Regions from separate parts of the Homo sapiens genome. Here region 1 is linked to region 2. The links are chromatin loops, found by intact Hi-C in ENCODE. Cell type or tissue: B cell. All regions are shown on one strand. Links, peaks and the distances in the headings refer to the core of each region. The heading gives the core; the rest is flanking DNA. Region 1 overlaps IFT57 (intraflagellar transport 57). Region 2 overlaps LINC01215 (long intergenic non-protein coding RNA 1215).

Region 1 (5,386 bases), core at 194-5,193, 48 kb before region 2:
GCACATGTACCCTGAAACTTAAAGTATAAAAAAAAAAAACAAAAACCTTTGTTTTCCCTTTGGCCAAAATAATAACCTTTCACTCAACACAGGCTATCTAGGACATCTAGAGATTTTACCTGTGTGTTTTAAAGAAAAGAAAAGAAAAGAAATGTATTATTTTGGGGTCAGTGTGTTTTACTGGTCAGTGTTGGATTAATTTTGAAGTGGTTTAGAGATGAGAGAGACAAGTAGTAAAGGACCTCTGTTATTTAAATTTGGTAGTAAATAAGTCCCATATTTATTTGGCTCTGGATCAAATATGTGTTTTGCGTTTTTCTCTCACACTTTTTTTTTTTAATCAGGCACCCTTCTGAGCCATAGTAGGCTCAGACACTCCCCCCCTTTTTTTTTTAACTTACATGAAAACAAGTTTAATTATTAGAGAAGTAAAGAAACAAAATCATGGCTACTCCATAGGCAGAGCAGTCTTCTCTCACACATTTATTCTTTTTATGCTTCCTAGCAGGAAATTACAGGAAAGTAAATCTCCTTCTCTATTCTTTTTATGTATTTCAATGTATGTGCTTTGATGAGATCTTATCATGTAACAATATTTTATTTTGTATATTCACCATAATATTGCAACAAGGTTTTTATTGCTAAACTAGCTTATCCCTATTGTCTGGCACCACTTGCTACTATTGCCAGTTCTCAAAGAATGCAAACTAATTTTAATATTAGCTTAAACAGAATACAATTAGGAAAGTAAATGTTGCCAAGAATACAAATAATATGCTTCACAGCTGAAGATAAAGAATTTTTGTTATATGCTGATTTGAATGGACCATATTAATGGTTCATTTTTTTTGGCATTGATTATAATGTTCCTGGTAATTACAGTTGACCCTTGAACAACATGAAGGTTAGGGATGCCAACCCCTGTGCATTTTAACTTTTGACTCTTCAGAACTTACCTACTAATAGCTTACTGTTGGCTGGACACCTTACTAATAACATACACAATTAACAGATATTTTGTATGTTATATGTATTATATTCTGTATTCTTACAATAAAATAAGCTAGATAAAAGAAAATGTTAAAAGAATCATAAGGAGGAGAAAATATATTTACTATTCATTAAGTGGAAGTGGAGCATCACAAAGGTCTTCATCTCCATTGTCTTCCCATTAAGAAGGCTGAGGAAGGAGGAGGGACTAGAGGAGGAGTTGGTCTTGCTGTCTCAGGGGTGGCAGAGGCAGAAGAAGTGGAGGAAGAGGAAGGGGAGGCAGGAGAGGCAAGCACACTGGTATAACTTTATGGAAATGCATTCTAATTTCTGGCTTTTTTTGCTTTTTCATTTCTTTAAAAACGTTTCTGTATATTACCAATTCTTCCGCAATTTGGTTTAATTTTTCATTGAAGGGTCCACGTTATAAAACAAGTCCAAAGTAGTCTTGAATAATCAGAGCCCTTCTGCCAGATTGTCCAGTATCAAATTTGTTTTCTGGTACTACTTCTTCTTCGTCTTCCTCCTCATTGTTTGGCATGGTTTGGAAGCACTTATCTCCATCAAATCATCTCCTATTAATTCCTCTGGTATTTTTATTAACTCTTGAATTTCTCCAAAATCCATATTTTGAAACCTGTTATCCCCACCAACATTTTTTTTTTTTTTTGGCATAGCCACAGTCTCTATCATGATTTCCTTGATTGTCTCTGTCATAAATCCTGTGAAGTCCTGCACAACATCTGGCACAGTTTTCTTCAGCAGGAATTTGTTTTAGACTTCATGGCTTTTACAGCTTTTTCTATAACAACAATGGTATCTTCATTGATATAATCCTTCCAGACTTTTATGATGTTCTCTCTTTTGGGGATCCACAGTGTTGACAATTCTTTCCATAGAGTACTATGTGTAATAAGACTTAAAGGTCCTTATGACCCCCAATCTACTAGCTGAATTGGAGATGTTGTGTTTGGGGGCAACTAGACCACTTCAGTGCCTTCGATGTTTAAGTCATGGGGTTCTGGGTGACCAGGGGCATGGTCCGATATCAAAAAACTTTAAAGGGCAGTCCCTTACTAACAAGGTACTTCCAGACTTCAGGGATAAAGCATCGATGGAACCAGTCCAGAAAAGGGGTTCTCAGTGTCTAGGCCCTTTTCTTGCACAACTAAAAGACTGGCAGCTGGTGATTATCTCTTCCTGTCAAGGCTCAGGGGTTAGCAGTTTATAAATAAGGGCAGTCCTAATCATAAACCCAACTATATTTGCATAAAATAGTAGAATTAGCTTATCCCTTCCTGCTTTAAATCCTAGTGCTGGCAGGAGAATCGCTAGAATCCAGGAGGGGGAGGTTGCGATGAGCTGAGATTGCGCCATTGCACTCCAGCCTGGGCAACGAGCGAAACTCCATCTCAAAAAAAAAAAAAAAAAAAAAAAAAATCCTAGTGCTCACATCTCTTAGTAATAAATGTCTTCGTGGCACTTTTTCTTTTTTTCATAACAGGGCACTTTAGTCTGCATTAAAAACCTGTTTAGGCAGATATCTTTTCTCCACAGTGATATTCTTAATGGCACCTAGGAACTCATCTTCTGCCATTTAGTCATCAGAAGCTGAGTCTCCTGTTATCTTGACATTTCTTAAAGCCAAACCTCTTTCAAAAATTATCAAACCATCCTTTGCTGGCATCAGATTCTCCAGCTTTAGATCCTTCACCCTCCTTTTGCTTTAAATTGTCGTATTATATCTTCATTTTTTCTTGAATCATAATGGAGGCTATAAGTATGTCTTTCTTATAGAAATCCTACACCCACATAAAAGCTGCATTTTCAGTATAAGAGAAAAAGTATTTTGCAAAAAGCGAAAGGTTTTTGTGCCTGCTGTCATAGCTGCAGTGATGGCTTCCTGAATTTTCTTTTTTTATAATGGTTCTTATGCTGGATTCATTTATCTTGAAATGACAAGAATCCTCAGCTGCAGACCTCAATCTACAGTACATGTCAAGCAATTCATCTCTTTATTGTAATGTCAGGACTTTTCGCTACTTCTTGGAAGCACTTCCAGCATTGCAAGTGACATTTGTATAGGTCCCATGGTGTTATTCAGGGTTTATGCTAAACATGAAAAATACTTGAAGATATTGCACTAAACATGAAAAGTACACGAAAACCTCAAGAAATAACTTTTTACTGTGATACACAATTTACTATAGAGACTAACTGCTCACTTGGACATGATTAACCTCACACATTTTAAGCAATATTTGCAACACTTGAGCTCATCACAATAATAAGAGGTGGCTACAAAATTATTATAGTAGTACAGATTGTACTACAGTTAATTTTATACACTTATGATTTAATACTGCATATCTACCTTTGTTTACATTTCTCTCAACTGTAAATGGTGCCACATACAGTCTGTGTTTGTGTGCATAAATTTTGGTAATCTTTAACTTTTTATAATAGTTTTTTTTGTATATTTATGGTAGTAAATAACATAGACTAGTATCTATGTATATTTTATGTGTTTATAACATACCTAACTTTTTCTTAATTTTTTCAATATTTTAGCCTGTGTGGTTCATCTGCAAGTTTTTTCAAATTGTTGCAAATCTCTAGAAAATTTTTTTGTATATTTATTGAAAAAAATCCGCATATAAGTGGACCCATGGAGTTGAAACCAGTGTTGTTTAAGGGACAGCTGCACTTCTAGGGTGGTTATGTATCCAGAGAACAATTCAGATCTGCCTCAAGTTGGAATAATGTGTCTAAAGATGCAGCCAGAAATTCTGCTAAGGAAGTAAAAATCAGCCAAATCCTAGCTCATGCCACTTTAGCAATGCCTCGGTTATGACCTAATGAGTATGGCTCAGGAGTCCATTTCTTAGAAACTGACTGTCTGAGGATGCCTAAACTAGAGTAGTACTTTAGGACAATTATTGAAGGATAATACTTTCCTACATAATTAAAAAATTTTAAATTCCTTATAGTAACATATAAACTTTTTAAATTTTTACATGAATCAATTGAAAGTTGCTGAGTTGAATATAACAATAGTTGAAGCTGAGCTGCCAAAGAATTCTCCATGTTCCATATTTCTGGAGAAATAGAAAAGGTGAATGCATATTCATATAAATTTTTACTTTCTGTAATTTTGATTAATTTTAAATTGCTAAAGAAATATTTAATGCTGTTTCTTGAGGAAGAATATTCTTTTTGAGTTTTTACTATAAAAAGCAAACCTTAGACTTTGTTAAAATAAATGGAGACCACGCAAGTGAGACCAAGCAAAGGCTATTTATTCAAAGCTTACTGTATAGCAAGGGTGTCAGCCACCGTCATGTGTGTTTGGCAAAGACTCAAAAGCAGGTAGGAAAATTTAAATGATTTTTAGTGGAAAAAAGGGAAGATTTACTATATGTTCAGATATGGCTGGTAATCTTCAGGTGGGCTAAACTAGAAGCAGGGTATAATATGTGACTGGCTGGTTAAGGGAGGGGAGGATATTTGGCTTGGTCTGGTTGGTCCTACATTGAAAGTGGGTGGCACACAAAAGTGGGGAAGCCAGCAGTCATTGATTAAACCCTGTTTGGGGCTGATTGCTACAGAGGCTGTGGTTTTGCTTCCCGGTCTGGCTGCTGCAGATTGTGGGTCAGAGTTATATATTTGTATATGAGCTGGCTGTTGTCTGTTGTTTATTTGTACAATTAGTGTCTCAACTTCATGTATTGACCCAAAGGAAAGTGGCTTCTAAAGTCATCAATCCTATTATTCTTCATGAAGAGCATGATTTTTTTTCAAGGCAAGTTTTTTTTAAATCACAATGGAAACCAAATAATCATTAATAATATTTATTCTTGTTCTCTAGAAATAAGGAAGAGCAGAAAGTGTGAAATCAGTTTTCAACTAAACCCTACTTAGGCCCTTTTCTTCAATTATGCAGTACTTATTACTAAATGATTGTGTGTTATAGTGATTTAATATTAGGCATTTAATGCAATGAAAAAATGTTCTAACATGCTTTAATGCCCTGTGGATATTGTAATTAGAATTTTGATTAATGACTTAAGTAGATTTTTTCCAAATTATAATTAAATGTTTCTTACTTTGTTGTTTTAAAAGATAGTTGGGTAGGTATCCCCTTCATTCCACCAAAATGTCTCTAGTATTAATAATTATGTAAATCTTCAGATTCATTACAAGAAATTTAGATAAAGAGATTATTTTTAAAAGGCCTTGGAAGTATTACAGTATGTTTTTCTAATTATCTCAAACCTTTGACTTACTGAACTGCTTTTTTTAATACTTACCTATTCATTTAGTGTCTGACTTAGAGTGCAGTTGTAAAAAGAACCTTAAACTTTAAATTTCAACTCCAAGCCATTGGATTTTGGTT
Region 2 (5,386 bases), core at 202-5,201:
TTCTTTCAGAGAGCGTACAGGGTTAGTAAGTAGGCTTCCCTAGGACTAAGCCTTGAAGAAATCCAATGATTAATAGTTAGGTAAAGAAGGATGAGGAACAACCACATTATGGTCTGAATCCCTGCTGTCCCAAATCCACCCACAAGAGAAACTAGGACAGCAGCTGCATCTAGAGCCTGCTAGGGTGCTTATCCCTCCTAACAATGTGTATGTGTAGCCAGGAGGGAAGGAGCCAAGTGTTCTTGAAGGGATCCCAAAGTCAAAGGCCTGGTTCAAGGAATAAAGGAGGATATGAAGTAGGAGACTACAAAGCCAAGCTGGAAGCAGGTCAGTAGCAGGTCAGAAACCAGAGAAACAGGAGCTGGGAAATTACAGTTGACCCTTGAACAATGTGGAGGTTAGGGGCACCAACCCCTCATGCAGTTGAAAATCCAAGTATAACTTTTGATCCTCAAGAACTTAACTACTAATACCCCACTGATGGCCCAAAGCCTTGCCAATAACATTAACAGTCAGTTAACACATATTCTGTATATTATATGTATTATATACTGTGTTCTTACAATGAAGTAAGCTAGAAAAAGAATGTTATTAAGAAAATTACAACAAATATAGTTATTATTCATTAAGTGGAAGTGGATCAGTCATCAAGGTCTTCATTCTCATCATCTTCATGTTGAGTAGGCGGAAGAGGAGGGGGTTTGTTTAGCAGGAATAGCAGAGGCAAAAGAAAACCCATGTATAAGTGGACCAGTGCAGTTGAAACCTGTGTTGTTCAAGGGTCAACGGCACTGCTAACACATGAGACGCCCAGGACATCCTAATGAAGATAGGTGGACAGGATTGGAGAAACCAGAAGATTCCATAATATTCTTAAATACATAGATGCCTACTGCTCAGAACCACCTATCCTAGAAGTATTTAGAGTTTTCTGCTTATAAAGAATGAAATAGACCAGGTGCAGTCACTCATGCCTGAAATCCCAGCACTTACGAGGCCAAGGCAGGCAGATTACTTGAGGTCTGGAGTTCGAGACCAGCCTGGCCAACATGGCAAAACCTCCGTCTCTACTAAAAGAACAAAAATTAGCTGAGCTTGGTGGCATACACCTGTAATCCCAGCTACTCAGGAGGCTGAGGCACAAGTATTGCTTGAACCTGGAATACAGAGGTTGCAGTGAGCTGAGATTGCCACCCTGCACTCCAGCCTGGATGACAGAGCAAGACTCTGTCTCAAAAAAAAAAAGAATGAAATAGAAGAGTTTTATAGCCCCTTTATCAGTTCAGTGGTTTAAAAGTGTTCTGTGGCTGGGCGTGGTGCCTCACACTTGTAATCCTAGCACTTTGGGAGGCCAAAATGGGCGGATTGCCTGAGGTCAGGAGTTCGAGCCCAGTCTGGCCAACATGGTGAAACCCCATCTCTACTAAAAATACAGAAAAGTTAGGCAGGCGTGGTGGCATGCGCCTGTAATCCCAGCTACTCTGGAGGCTGAGGCAGGGGAATTGCTTGAACCAGAGAGGTGGAGGTTGCAGTGAGCCAGATTGTGCCACTGCACTCCAGCCTTGGTGACAGAGCGAGACTCCATCTCAAAACAAACAAACAAACAAAACAACAACAACAACAACAAAGTGTTCTTTATGTCAGTCATGCTGCAGTATGAAATTTTGATACTTATACGTTATGACAATATGTTACTTTAAAAAGTATATCTTCTCTGGTATTTTCAGCTACTGTTATTGTTTTGGGATATAATATATCAGACAAGAAGTATTTAACCAAAACCCAGCTGACAATTTCAAAATGTTCTAAAAATATTTATTGATATGTTGATAATGATTCCAGTAATAGTGATTGATATCATCAATGTTAGCATCAACATTGTTCAGTAACAATAGGATCTGGTCAAATGTGATATCTGTGTTATGAAAAGCTATACATGCATACTTCAGAGATAGTGTGAGGCAGTTCCAGACCAAAGTAATAAAGCAAATATTACAATAAAGTAAGTCACTTTTTTTAGTTTCCCATGGCATATAAAAATTATACTTAGGCTACATTTTAGTCAAGTGTGCAATAGCATTATGTCTAAAAAACAATGTACATACCTTCATTAAAAATATGTTATTGCTAAAAAATGCTGTCACAGAGGCAGGAAGTGAGCATATGCTCTTGCAAAAATGATGCCAATAGACTCACTCGATGAAAAGTTGCCACAAATCTTCAATTTGTAAAAAACACATTCTTCGAGAAGTGCAATAAAATGAAGCGCAATGAAACAAGTGTGTATGGTGTGTGTGTGGGGTGGTGTGTGTTCAGAAAGATAGGAGTGTGCAATGGCAAGGAAACTCAATTTAAAGCAAATTTGGATTGAGACCAAATATATAGTAATAGAATTTGCATTATTAAATAAAGTATTGACATTGACTCATACTCGTAGAAGTCTATTCTCATTATGATGATAGCTACTCTTTCTTCCATTAGATTGATGAATTGCTGAAGGAAGCAAAAAGTAAATTCATCTCAGTAAGTGAAAATCATTTCATTGAGCATGAATTTTTGGGGTCCAGCCCCATACTAAAATAGTCACAAGTTGAATACCAAATGGTCTCTAGCCTAGGCCATTCTCAGTCAAAGGCAAACATACAACGCTTGTTCAAAGGAAGAAATATTATTACCTGAAATTTAACAAAGATCTTGGAAAATATTTAAATAGGCTAAAGCGACTTGTAATTTTTTTTCCCCCGAGTAGGCATGTTGTTCTGAAAGCTCTCCGGGCTGACATTGCCTGTTTACTTATTGATTGCGTCTTTTTCACTGTGCCAACAGCATTCTAGCCTCAGGGATCATTTTCCAATGTAGCTTTTTAAATGTTTTTAATTAGGACATTGTAATGGATTAAAGGCAGGCAGAGACTGAAAAGTAGCTACCTTTCTACACACACCTTAGGCAAACACACACTTCAAAAACATTCCGTCCGCCCCCCTCCCCCCGCCCCCCCCCCACCCCAAGTTTCAGTCTCCCTGTTGCTGCCCTGCCCCTCTCTCTTCAAGAACCCTTGGTTTCGGTTGTTGGAGTTTGGGGGCAGGGTGAAAAATCAATCATCCAGCCCTCACCTTCCAGTTCCACGCAGTTAAGAACTTGGCAAAATGAGCAAGCAGAGGATCAAAGCGTGGTATCAGCTTTAGCAGTGGTAAAGCTGGATTGGATAACACTACACGTTCCAAGCACAATATCAGCTTTAGGTAATGGGCCAGAGAGCACAGGGTTCTTTATTAAACTGCAGGAAATGCAACTGGACCCACTTCCCTTCTGCTCTATGTCTGCACTGGGGACTCACTGGACCAGGACTTATTAGCCATCTTGAAGCAGAGAAGCAAGAACGAAAGACCCAGCAGGACCCACCTGTAACGAGCTGACTACATGGGGACAAAGACAGGCATGTACAGCTCCTAGGAGCACTTGTGAGGCAGGAGAATAGGGTCTGGAGGCAGGGAATGTAAGGCCAATTCACGCTGACTTCCTAGAACTAAATCAAAAGGAAAACCCCCACTTTCCACGCCCAAGTGCCCAAGTAACAAAAGGACCAGAGGCTACTCCCTTTGCAACACCCCTCACCTGCCACCCTTTTTCTGCATTGCAGGTGAAAAACTGAAAGTCCCTCTGATTGGTCCCCTCTCACAACCAATCAGGTTGGTTGTGGGCCAAGTCTTCATTTGCGTGGGAGTATTACTTTGTAACTTCACTTCAGCCTCTAATTGGTCACTTTCCACAACTAATCAGACGTTTGCATTCTGATTGGTCCCTTCCAACCAATCAGACTGATCACAGGCCACTACTTCATATACATAGGGTGTACACCAAGTAACCAATGGAAACTTCTAAAGGGTATTTAAACCCCAGAAAGTTCTGTAACTGGGCCCTTGAGCTGCTTGCTCGGCCTGCTCCCACCCTGTGGAGTGTGTTTTCATTTTCAATACATCTCTGCTTTTGTTGCTTCTTTCTTTTCTTGCTTTGTTTGTGAGTTTTGTCCAATTCTTTGTTCAAAGCGCCAAGAACCTGGACACCCTTCACTGGTAACACTTGGGTCTGAGAGACCTAGAGAAAAAGAGAAATGACTCATGAACACTTAACTTTGTCAGGTAAAGAAACCTGGCAGAGTGGGTATCAAGTTTTCCCCAGTCTCACCAATCAGAAAAACCATCTTTCTCCCAAGAAAAGAGATGAGTGAGCAGGGAAGGGAGGGGCTGTAGTACTTTCCCCAAGAAGGCCATAATTCTAGATACACATGGAGAAACAATTATATTCCATTTATCCACTAAAAATAATACACAAGTTTTATTTTTCCCCCTTTCATATCAAGCACTGGTTAGAGATGACCCAGAAATCCAAAGATGGAAAGAACTTTACTGAGGTAAAGTTTATTTATGTTCATCATTTGGATGATATTAACCCTCTTTTTCAATCGGAAGCAAAGGATTTTTAGATGGGTTAATTCAGTCTCTCTGAGGAGCTGATACAGTTTGCTGTAAATGTGTTTTGCTTCACAGACAATAGTGCTGTGATGGAATGGTTGGTCCATGAGTCTGTGAATAAATGAATAAATCACACACCTGTTAAATTGTGTGCTGCACATAATCAAGGGGTTGTGATGTTGTTTTTTTTTAAAGCAAAAATGTTGCTTCTCTCCATTTGCTGCTCCTAAACAATTTCTAAATGTAGTGTCTTGTATTTTCCCCATTTAGTGAAGTTCAAAGTACTTCATGGTGCTCACACATGTGAATTCTAAATCTATGTATTGTCCCCATCAATTCTCAGAGTTGCAAATATAAGCACTGTGATTTGGCATAGGAGCAAATTAAAATATACCAACATTCTAATCCTTCCCCAGGTCATATTGTAAGTCAGGGTTGGAGAAGTAGGAGTGATAGAGTCTGAAAGGATACCATGAAGCATGCCACTCACCTGGGCAGGCACCCCGTGGGAGTGTATAAGGATGTAGGATTCTGGAGGAACCCACAAAAGTCCTGGAGCCTTAGGCTCCAATTCAAGAACACCTACCATGAATGACATCTCCATGCCAGGAACGTGACCACTGTGTCCACTGGCCAGGCCAACAGAAGGAGGAAACCATGAAGCTGCTGGGTTTTAAAACTTATGCATGGATAGCTTCCAAGCTCTCAGTTGTATCATGTAGTTTTAAAAAAAATGTCCTCTTCCTGAGTGGGGAACTGCAATCCATTATGAATGAAGACACTGCATTGTTATCTAAGTAGACAATAATGACAATATTGATTTTTATTTACTTTGTACCAATTATCTCCCAAAATATTCAGAGAAAAGGGTACAGACTCTGATGCTTCAAATTCATGCTCCATATTCTAGTTGT

What was found. A loop is a pair of places that touch in the nucleus more often than their neighbours do. Peaks named below come from ENCODE experiments on the same cell type or tissue, not always from the same donor. Only the 100,000 strongest peaks of a DNase experiment are listed, where the experiment ranks them.
Region 1: it touches region 2 in a loop (2.1-fold over the local background); 1 of 110 quality-filtered maps calls a loop at or near these places.

What each region holds. Positions count from the first base shown.
Region 1 is chr3:108,182,596-108,187,981 of GRCh38, reverse strand. All of the region lies in intron 6 of IFT57 (intraflagellar transport 57), which reads left to right. Among named protein-coding and RNA genes, the nearest start is that of IFT57, 37 kb to the left of the region's middle. RefSeq lists a silencer at 4,483-4,683. In B cell, for the core only: no CTCF peak of the experiment used is centred there; no DNase peak of the experiment used is centred there; H3K27ac peaks cover 334 bases.
Region 2 is chr3:108,135,023-108,140,408 of GRCh38, reverse strand. LINC01215 (long intergenic non-protein coding RNA 1215) reads right to left here. Exons shown (of 2, transcript NR_110030.1): 2 at 1,799-4,095. Among named protein-coding and RNA genes, the nearest start is that of LINC01215, 13 kb to the right of the region's middle. RefSeq lists an enhancer at 3,697-3,836. In B cell, for the core only: no CTCF peak of the experiment used is centred there; a DNase peak (open chromatin) is centred at 3,298; H3K4me3 peaks cover 1,217 bases; H3K27ac peaks cover 2,146 bases.